Regions from separate parts of the Homo sapiens genome. Here regions 1 and 2 are each linked to region 3. A link is a contact called in ENCODE Hi-C or POLR2A ChIA-PET data. All regions are on one chromosome and are shown on one strand. Each heading gives the region's core, a stretch centred on a gene start or an enhancer-like site at or near the end of the contact. The rest is flanking DNA. Distances are from core to core; before and after follow the strand shown. Region 1 holds the start of MYH9-DT (MYH9 divergent transcript). Region 2 overlaps MYH9 (myosin heavy chain 9). Region 3 holds the start of APOL3 (apolipoprotein L3).

Region 1 (2,713 bases), core at 99-2,598, 230 kb after region 3:
CAAGGTCTGCAGCGGGACGGTCCGACTCTGACTCAGGAGGACGCCCTGACAGCTGCCAAACGGTGCCCGCTGCCCGTTACCTCCGTGCCTCAGACGCCAGAAACTTCCACGGGAGCGGCTGCCCCGGGCTCCCAACCCGTGAGGCTGCGTCCCAGGGGCCGCGGCTCCCGGAAGGGGTTAAAAAGTTTGCCCGAGTCGGGCCTGGGCGAGGCGAGGGCGGGGCGCGTGCCCCAGCGGCTGGGGGAGGTCGGCTCCAGTGCCCAGTCCTGAGACCGCGCCGGGGGACACGGGGGGCGCCGGGGAGCGCCGGGTCCCGAGGCCGCCCCTGCACCCCTAGGCCTCGCTGCTGCCGGCGCCCTCCCCGAGCGCCCGCGTGGGGGTCCCGGTCCCCCTGGGAAGGATGCGGTGCCGGGCCCTGAGCCGCCGGCGTTCGCCCCCGCCCGCGCGGGTGGCGGGCCGCACTGAGCCCAAGAACCACCAGTCGGCCTGGCGGCAGCGCGTCTCGCCCCCGCCCGCCCGCCGCCGCCTGCCCGGGGCGGGACCGCGGTGGGGCTCGCTCACCTGAACCTGGATCTGCCCCGGGAACAGGCGCTGCTTCTCCCGAGAGGACTTTCTCGAGCGCTCGGGCGGCGGCCGGGTGGGGCGAGCGCACGAGGCGGGAGCTGCAGCAGGTCAGCCTTGCTTAGCCTTCCGTGCCCTGCCCAGGAACCGCGGTGATCTGCGCGCCTCACCGCACCCAGCTCGGCTCCTCGCCGCCTTCCCGCCCCGCCCTCGGAGCCGCGGGACCATTCCCAGCCGGGAGCCGGCTCCGGGGCGGAGCCTGGGGCACAATCCCGCCCCCTTCCTGCTACACCCACTGCAGGCCGCGCCTGGCCTTGATGGGCAGACGTATTGGCCTGTGGAAAGGGGGTGGGCGGAGCCTCTGCGGCCAGATGGGTGGGGATTCAACATCCTCTTTCCGCCCCACCTCCACCCGCTCCACCTTCCCCCGCGCTTCCTAGGCGGGAGCCCCGCCCTCTAGGGCGGGTCCAACGGACAGCCAGGTTCTAGGACAAGGATTGACACAGGGGGAATCCAATCAGGAGGCGGCGACTCGGGGCGCGGAGAGCTCCGGGCCGGGGTTTTGGTGCCTTGCCTGGGCCGGGGCGAGGCCCTGCGGGAGCCGACTGGGAAGGTCTGGAACTCTGACACCCCGCCCCGCGAGCTGTGCTCTCAGTCTCATGTCATCCCACCACAAGGACAGATATTAAGTACCATATATGGGAAAAATGCTATTTTACATAATTATGATCCCTGTGGGGGCGGGCATGGACTCAGCCCTGGATTCCATTGTGAGCGTCTTGAGTTCGATTCCTGACCCTGCCTCTTTAGGATCCGCACGTTGCTGCCTTTCAGCCTCCAAACCTTCGCTCTGGCCGTTCTCTCCACCTGGAATACCCTTCCGAGCCTCTCTTCACCTCCATGTCATTAACTCGCATACATCCTTTCAGGTACTTGTTACAAATTGCACTTTTTTTTTGTTACTGTCCACTACAAGAGGATAAAAAATGTTTTCATTTTTAAATGAAAAATCTTTTGATCCATTTGGAATTTATTTTTGGGGTAAGGAAGAAACCTAAGATAATTTTTGTAATAGCCACTTGTCCAAACACTGTTTTCTCCACTGATTTTAGTTGGCACCTTCATCGCCTATAGAACTATTATACTTGAAGCTGTTTCTGACTTGTATACATTGATCTCTCTGTGTGCACCTGTGCCAATCCCACCATGCTTTAATGAAGATACCTTTATAATACATTCTATATCTATGAGGGCAAATTTCTCATCATTACTCTTTCTTACTGGAATGTGCTTGCTATCATGACTATTCTTCCAAATTAACTTCAGAAAAAAGCTATGTTCTAAAGGCAAAAGAAAGCTGGGAAAAAAAGATTTTGCAACTCTGTGACAAATTACTATCAGCAATATATAAAGATCTCTTCCCAGTTGATAAGAAAAACCTCGGCCGGGCGCGTGGCTCATGCCTGTAATCCCAACATTTTGGGAGGCCGAGGCGGGCGGATCACCTGAGGTTGGGAGTTCAAGGGCAGCCTGACCAACGTGGAGAAACCCCGTCTCTACTAAAAATACAAAATAATTAGCCGGGCATGGTGGCCCATGCTTGTAATCCCAGTTACTCAGGAGGCTGAGGCAGGAGAATCGCTTGAACCCGGGAGGCGGAGGTTGCAGTGAGCAGAGATCGTACCACTGCACTCTAGCCTGGGCAACAAGAGCATAACTCCGCCTCAAAAAAAAAAAAAACAAAGAAAAAGAAAAAGAAAAACCTCAAAGACTCCAAAATAAAAATGGCCAAAAACAGGAACAGGTGATTTTAAAGAAGAATTATAAATGGCCAATAATTATTTTTAAAAAGCCATAAGAAATGCAAACAAAACAACATAAAATGCCATTTTCACCTAATTAAAAAAAAAATGCTCAATATTGGTCAGGTTTATAGATACAGATGAGAAAGTAAATTGATCAATTCTATCTGAGAATTCATCTTAAAAGACATTAGAAAAGTACACAGATATGAACTTTAAAGTTCTTTGCAGCCGGGCGCGGTGGCTCACGCCTGTAATCCCAGCACTTTGGGAGGCCGAGGCGGGCGGATCACGAGGTCAGGAGATCGAGACCATCCCGGCTAAAACGGTGAAACCCCGTCTCTACTAAA
Region 2 (3,045 bases), core at 117-2,616, 170 kb after region 3:
TGTTTCCAGCCAGCTCAGCAGGCTGGGCCCAGGAGGGAGGAAGGGGAACCTGACCGCAGGTATTTCATCCCAGGTGCAGACTTCTGCTGGGGGCTTAAGCCTCACTTCCTCTGTGAGAGGAGCTGCAGCTCACTCTTGTCCATAAAAGGCCACGAGGCTCGCAGAGCGGTGACATCAGCCCAACAGGAAGTACAGAGGAAGGGGCCTGCTTCACCAGCAGCCACTGCTGGGACTGACTCATCACCCAGCTCCCAAGATCACACCTCCCGAGGTTCCAGCATGGAGCAGCTCTCTCGGGCTCCACCTGGGAGAGGTCCCTGCAGGACCCCATCTTCGGCTCCACTGGGCTTCTTGAGAAATGGGTATGGGCCAAGAAAGAAAAACAGGAAAAAGGGCAGTTTCAGGTTGGACAACATGCCCACGTTGGGTGAGACTGATGGGATAATCTGAGACAAATGGGACCAAAACTTTCCACCACCAGGGAGTCTTCTGCTTTCAGGGAAACTCCAGAGTGGCCCCTGGGGGGTGGCTTGCTATATGTGTTGGCACTGTGAGCCCTGCCCTGCGTTGCCAGGATGGCTTGATCAGAGTTGCACAAATGGGGCTGAGAACTCAGGTCTCTGGAAACCTCACGCACCCCAGGACTCCCCTCCATCGAACACCCCTATGAGCACAGCACTCGGCACCTCCCGCAGGCCTGCCTCAGTGCTGCAAAGAAAGGGCCGCGACACTCTCATGACGAGAAGCTCTGCTTCTCCACAGCCAGCTCAATTCACAAGCTTGGGTTACAAGTCTTTGGGAGGCAAACAGAGAGGTGAAGAAAAGCAAGTGCAAAATGATGCTTCATATTAGCAGAGGCTGCAGATCTGTGCCGAGTGGGGTGGAGCTTCCTGGCAGCCTGCCTGCCTAGCAATCTGCCAGCAAAGGAGGAAGCCCCTTCCGTCGCTCCCAGGCACACAATGTGGTCATGGGCGAGTGTGCCCTCCAGGCCACCACGGTAGGCCCAGACCAAGGGACATGCCTGCTCAGCAGCATCCACACCAGAAGCCAGTTCGACTCGGCCCAGTGCCTCTGCCCCATAGCCCCTGTGATCTCCCAGGTGGAACCTGGTTTGAACCTGCTGAGACCCAAGTCCCCACTTATAGGAGGCAGAGAATGGGTAGCCCTCCCCCTCCAGACACTCTGGATAATTAAAAAAAAAAAAAAAAAAAAAAAAAAAAACCTCAAGGTATTGCTCTTAACTTTCATTATGTCAGACTAAGCGAGGCCCCAAACAAGCCTTCTCTTGGCCAAAATGCATTAGGAAAACACAGGTAAGTTCCCAGCACACAGGCAAATCTGCCAGAAACAGCACTGCTGTTTCTGTGGGTGGGGCCAGGAGGGGGAAACTTCTCCTTCTGGGGTTGTTGCCAAGGCAGCTCCAACAGGTTTGTCAGACTGGAGGGAAATTCAAAACCACATACGAGTGCTGACCACCCACAGCACATGCCACCGGGACACTCCCAGTCCGGTTCCGCCTTGCTCCTACCTAACATTTCCCTTGCGAAAAGGAAAGACAAAGCAGGAGGGGCCCCTGTTGACTTCTGCAGAGGGCTGGATCAACAGGGAATAAGAGGGAAGGAGCTGGGACACACACAGGGAGCATGGCAGACACAGCCAGGCACTGCTCATGACAAACTCAGCTCCCTGTTGGAGCACAAACAGGCCTGCAAAGACAGCAACCAGCTTTGTGAAACTCCTTTTGATGAGTCAAACGTGCTTGAGAGCACCAGGGACATCAATGGTAGGAGGTGAACAGTTAACAGCGCATGAACACGTTGCCTCGGAGGAGCGGTCGGTAGAAGGAAAGGCATGTCGGTGACTGTTAGGCTAGGATTCACTCCTGGAGCACGGCTCACGCTTCCTCTCCTTTCAGCTTAGACCTGTGCCCTGTTGTATCTGTGGACCAGCTCATGTGGAAGAGACAAGATCTTCAGGAAGAATCCCAAAGCCAGGTGGGAATGACATCCTGAGCCCCCATCAGTACTGTCTGTTTGCCAAAAGAAAACCTGGGGTCTCAAGAGTTTATGGAGTTTATGATCAAGGTCCACACGGGGCTGACAGCCTTGGTCAAGACTAAACAAATTTGACAGAAGCCACGTGCAGAATCCCAACTTTTATACCTGCAGCTTTTCAGTTCATTTATCTTTCTTTAGTTGTAGGGAATTACTTTGGTTCTCAACTGATAACTTCATTCCAGAAATCAGGTATGTAAAAGAAAGCAACTCCTTTCTCTGAACACACTGTTGTTCAGCCCTGACAAACTGGGACACAGTTCAACTGAAGTCTCTAAGCCAGAGCTGGAGAGAACAGGAAAAACGGGCTGGTAGGTGACACTCACCAGGCAGCAAGAGAACTCGTCACGGGAGGCCAAAAGCACGAAGTGGCTTAGTGATTAGGGATTTGATGTGAGTTTTTGTTGTTGGTTTATTTCAGGGGATGGGGAGCAGAAACAAAAAACACTGGGCAAAGCTTCCAAACACCCCCACCCAAAATTTCAGGTTCTAAGAGGCCACTTCCTTTTTATCTCCCGCTCAGTGGGCCCAGAGCAAAGCATGGTGGGCCTGTTGGGTTGGATTTACAAAAAAAAAAAAAAGTAAGCCTAACGCTGAATCCTTGAAAAGGGCCCGTTAACTGCAGATTCCTCTTCTAGAAAGAAGAAGTTCTAGAAATGAGACTGACAGGCAGGACCATGGGTAGTTCAGCAGCCTCATGCTGGGGCCGGGCTTTCCTTCCTGGAGGAGCAGCACAAAGCAGCCAGCTCGCATCAGCTCGAGGACAGCGCCTCCCGGCTGCAGCCATGGTGTTGGGTGGTGGCCCAGGGCCTGCTTCCCACAGCACCTGTCTGGTCCACCAGCATCCCAGGGAACAGAAAAGTGTCTCAGGGCTGCAGAAGAACCAACTCTGGATCAAGCACATCTCCTAAAGCTCCACTGAGGCCACATCAGCCCCAGGCCTCAGCTCTGCGTGGACCAGACCAGATAAGCCAGGACCGCGTCTGCTATC
Region 3 (2,707 bases), core at 189-2,688:
AAGGCAGGTGAAAAACCCTGAGGCTCAGAGAGGGGAAGTGACTTCCCCAGTGTCACACACCTCTTGGAGGGCAGGGGGAAGGTCAACACCTGACCTCCTGACTCTGACATTGAAGCAAGAAAGTATAATGTTAATAATCCAAAATCTTCCAGGTTTGTTTCTGCTTCTACAAACACAGAGGGCTAAGCTCACGCTCCCACAGTTATGCTCACGCTTCCACAGTTTGACTTTTAATCTCATGATTGTCAAGCTGGGATCATGTGGCAGACACCATTCTGCAACATGCCGTTCTCACTGCCCCTGTCTGGGCCATCTTTCCCACTAGGGAACAGCACAGCTTCTTTCTTCTCTATCACCCAGAGGCCTGAAAAGGAACCAGGTGAGTGTCAGGGACATGGAGTCCTGTGATCTACCTGCTCAACTTCCTGACATGGGACCCTCAGCGAGTCACTCATCTCCCATGGCCTCAGTTTACCCACAGGGCCTGGCTCAAGTAGGTGCTCAGAGTCAGGGTGGGTGAAACAACCTCTGGGTTCCTTGTTATCTCTTTTCGCTCTCTCTCTCTTTTTTTTTTTTGAGACAGAGTCTCACTCTGTCAGGAGTGCACTCAGGCTGGAGTGACTGGTGCGATCTCGACTCACTGCAACCTTCATCACCTGGGTTCAAGTGATTCTCATGCCTCAGCCTCCCAAGTAGCTGGGATTACTGGCTTGTGCCACCACGCCCAGCTAATTTTTTGTATTTTTAGTAGAGGCAGGGTTTCTCCATATTGGCCAGGCAGGTCTCGAACTCCTAACCTCAAGTGATCTACCCGTCTCGGCCTCTCAAAGTGCTGGGATTACAGGCATGAGCCACCGCGCCCAGCCAGGTTCCTTGTATCTCAAAGGAAATCCTCTGTCCCCATCGGGCCTCAGCAGCAGCACCCTGGGGCCAGCCTCAGGGTGGCCAGGCCACAAGAAGGACAGGCCAGGCTCTGGATCACCTCCTGTCCTCCACCTTCTCTGGTTCCTCCAAATATTCTAAAGGAATGGACAGTCCCAACATCTGCCTTCCTTCTGGGGTCACCGGGCCATGTCTCACGCAGGCTGGAACTAGAGCTGAGCCCTAGGAAGCTTTGTGAACCCAGCTGAGCTGATTCTGCCTCTGTCTCTACTGTTTGGGGGCCCAGAGAGAGGGAGGGAGAAGTCCAGCTAAAACCTGGGTGCAAATTCAGGCTCTGCCATGGACCGAGATGTGACCTCAGTCAGTTACCTAACCTCTCTGAGCTCATCTACAAAAGGTGAATGACCCTTCTCTTATAGAGCTGCTGTGAGGATGGGGAGATGGGGAAGGTCAGACCACCCCTAACTTACCAAGGAAGCTTCTCTTGAAAGAGTGTGAGCAAGATCCAGCTGTTCTGAGCTGTGTGGATCCCACCTCCAGCCGTGCATCTGCATAATAACCAGACACGTTCTCCAGGCTCTGAGATATACCCTGGAACCCAAAAGGGAAAGTGAAAGTCACAACTTGGCAGCAGCTCCTGATCAAACATGCAAAACAGGATGCTTCCCAGCCCCACCCTTGGCCCAGTCCCATCCTTGGTCCAGCAGCACCCTTGGTCCCACCCTCCTGCTGATCCAAGAGCAGCCCCAGACGTCCTTCTTGGCCAACCCACCTGCCTCCCATACTTAGGGTTGGGGGTTTGCTGTGTCTTCAGGAAGAAAGACCTACCACTGAAAGACTATGAGACCCTCCAGATTACTCCCCACCCCCAATAACACCACACTCCCCAGATGCCCACCTCACTCCCTCCATGCCATCAGCATTACCACAGTCCATCACACATGCCGGGTGGACGCTTATTGCATATTGATTGTATTGCTGTTGGGGTTATTTTGTTGTTTTGTTTTGTTTTGTTTTTGAGATGGGGTCTGGCTCTGTCACCCAGGCTGGAGTGCGGTGGCACAATAATAGCTCACTGTAGCCTCAAATTCCAGGGTTCAAATGAACCTCCTGAGTAGCTGGGACTACAAGCATGAGCCACTCGGCCTGGCTACTTTTAAAAAATGATTTTGAAGGGGTGAAATCTTACTATTTTTACCAGGTTGGTTTCAAACTCTGGCCTCAAATGATCCTCCTGCCTCAGCATGAGCCACCGTTCCAGACCTGCTCTTGTCGAACGCCATACCTGTGTGGCTTCTGGACACTTCCTTATGTGGGTTCTTCTGCCAGGAGCACCTGCTACCTTCACCTGGAAAAGTCACGCTCCTCTATCAGAATGCAAATCTAGCATTTCCTCCCCTGAGAAGCCCCCTAGCATCCTCTTCAGCAGAGCCCACTGCCCCATGTTCCACTCCTGTGGCACTTTTGTTAGGCTGTTGTAATTGGCCACAGTCCCAGGTTGACTGAACAAAGTGGGGGGCGGATGTGGGAGTAAAAGACAAAGACAAAAGAGTATATTAGGAAGAAGGGGTCAGGGGGTTCCTTGCTTCTAGTGAACAAGGGCTCTGAGCTTTTCAAGCTCTCTGAGTTTATTAGGTAAAAGAGATGACGAGAAAAAGGTGGGGGGGTGATTGTCAGGTAATTGTCAGTCAGCCGTTTGGTTCACAGCAGGCTTGCAAGACTGCATCCTTCAAATAATAGGTGCTAGATATCCCAACAGATAACTTCAAGGAGCCCAGCACCAGGGAGTGATGGCCCTCAGGAAACCTTCTGGCGGCGGGTGCAG

The links. Hi-C counts contacts between places; a loop is a spot of excess contacts on that map. ChIA-PET counts read pairs that join two places held with the same protein, here RNA polymerase II (POLR2A). Pooled maps may share reads with other maps.
Region 1: a loop to region 3 is called in a map of ascending aorta, with 2.4 times the contacts of the local background. The contact joins the promoter of MYH9-DT here to the promoter of APOL3 in region 3. A Hi-C loop is called at or near these places in 2 of 168 maps with a recorded cell type or tissue (CD8-positive, alpha-beta T cell and ascending aorta), 9 of 37 single-sample maps with no recorded cell type and 12 of 50 pooled maps. POLR2A ChIA-PET finds 5 or more read pairs at or near these places in 2 of 52 experiments (GM12878 and activated CD4-positive, alpha-beta T cell).
Region 2: a loop to region 3 is called in a map of CD8-positive, alpha-beta T cell, with 4 times the contacts of the local background. The contact joins the enhancer-like site here to the promoter of APOL3 in region 3. A Hi-C loop is called at or near these places in 1 of 168 maps with a recorded cell type or tissue (CD8-positive, alpha-beta T cell), 2 of 37 single-sample maps with no recorded cell type and 7 of 50 pooled maps. POLR2A ChIA-PET finds 5 or more read pairs at or near these places in 2 of 52 experiments (activated CD8-positive, alpha-beta T cell and activated naive CD4-positive, alpha-beta T cell).

The regions. Positions count from the first base shown.
Region 1 is chr22:36,387,246-36,389,958 of GRCh38, forward strand. It overlaps MYH9-DT (MYH9 divergent transcript), which reads left to right and starts at 1,349. Exons shown (of 3, transcript NR_183573.1): 1 at 1,349-1,490. It overlaps MYH9 (myosin heavy chain 9), which reads right to left and starts at 722. Exons shown (of 41, transcript NM_002473.6): 1 at 562-722. RefSeq lists silencers at 256-335, 366-945 and an enhancer at 739-1,033.
Region 2 is chr22:36,331,470-36,334,514 of GRCh38, forward strand. The region is part of intron 3 of MYH9 (myosin heavy chain 9); the gene reads right to left. Among named protein-coding and RNA genes, the nearest start is that of MIR6819, 46 kb to the left of the region's middle. RefSeq lists enhancers at 1-767, 69-698, 242-291, 332-391, 612-851 and 1 more and silencers at 1,272-1,361, 1,412-1,461. Within about 2 kb of position 1,367, at least 41 of the 41 ENCODE cell types and tissues checked have a DNase peak (open chromatin) inside an H3K27ac peak, as active enhancers do; they include CD8-positive, alpha-beta T cell, where a contact is called at or near this core.
Region 3 is chr22:36,159,317-36,162,023 of GRCh38, forward strand. It overlaps APOL3 (apolipoprotein L3), which reads right to left and starts at 1,439. Exons shown (of 4, transcript NM_145639.2): 1 at 1,353-1,439. RefSeq lists an enhancer at 2,358-2,707.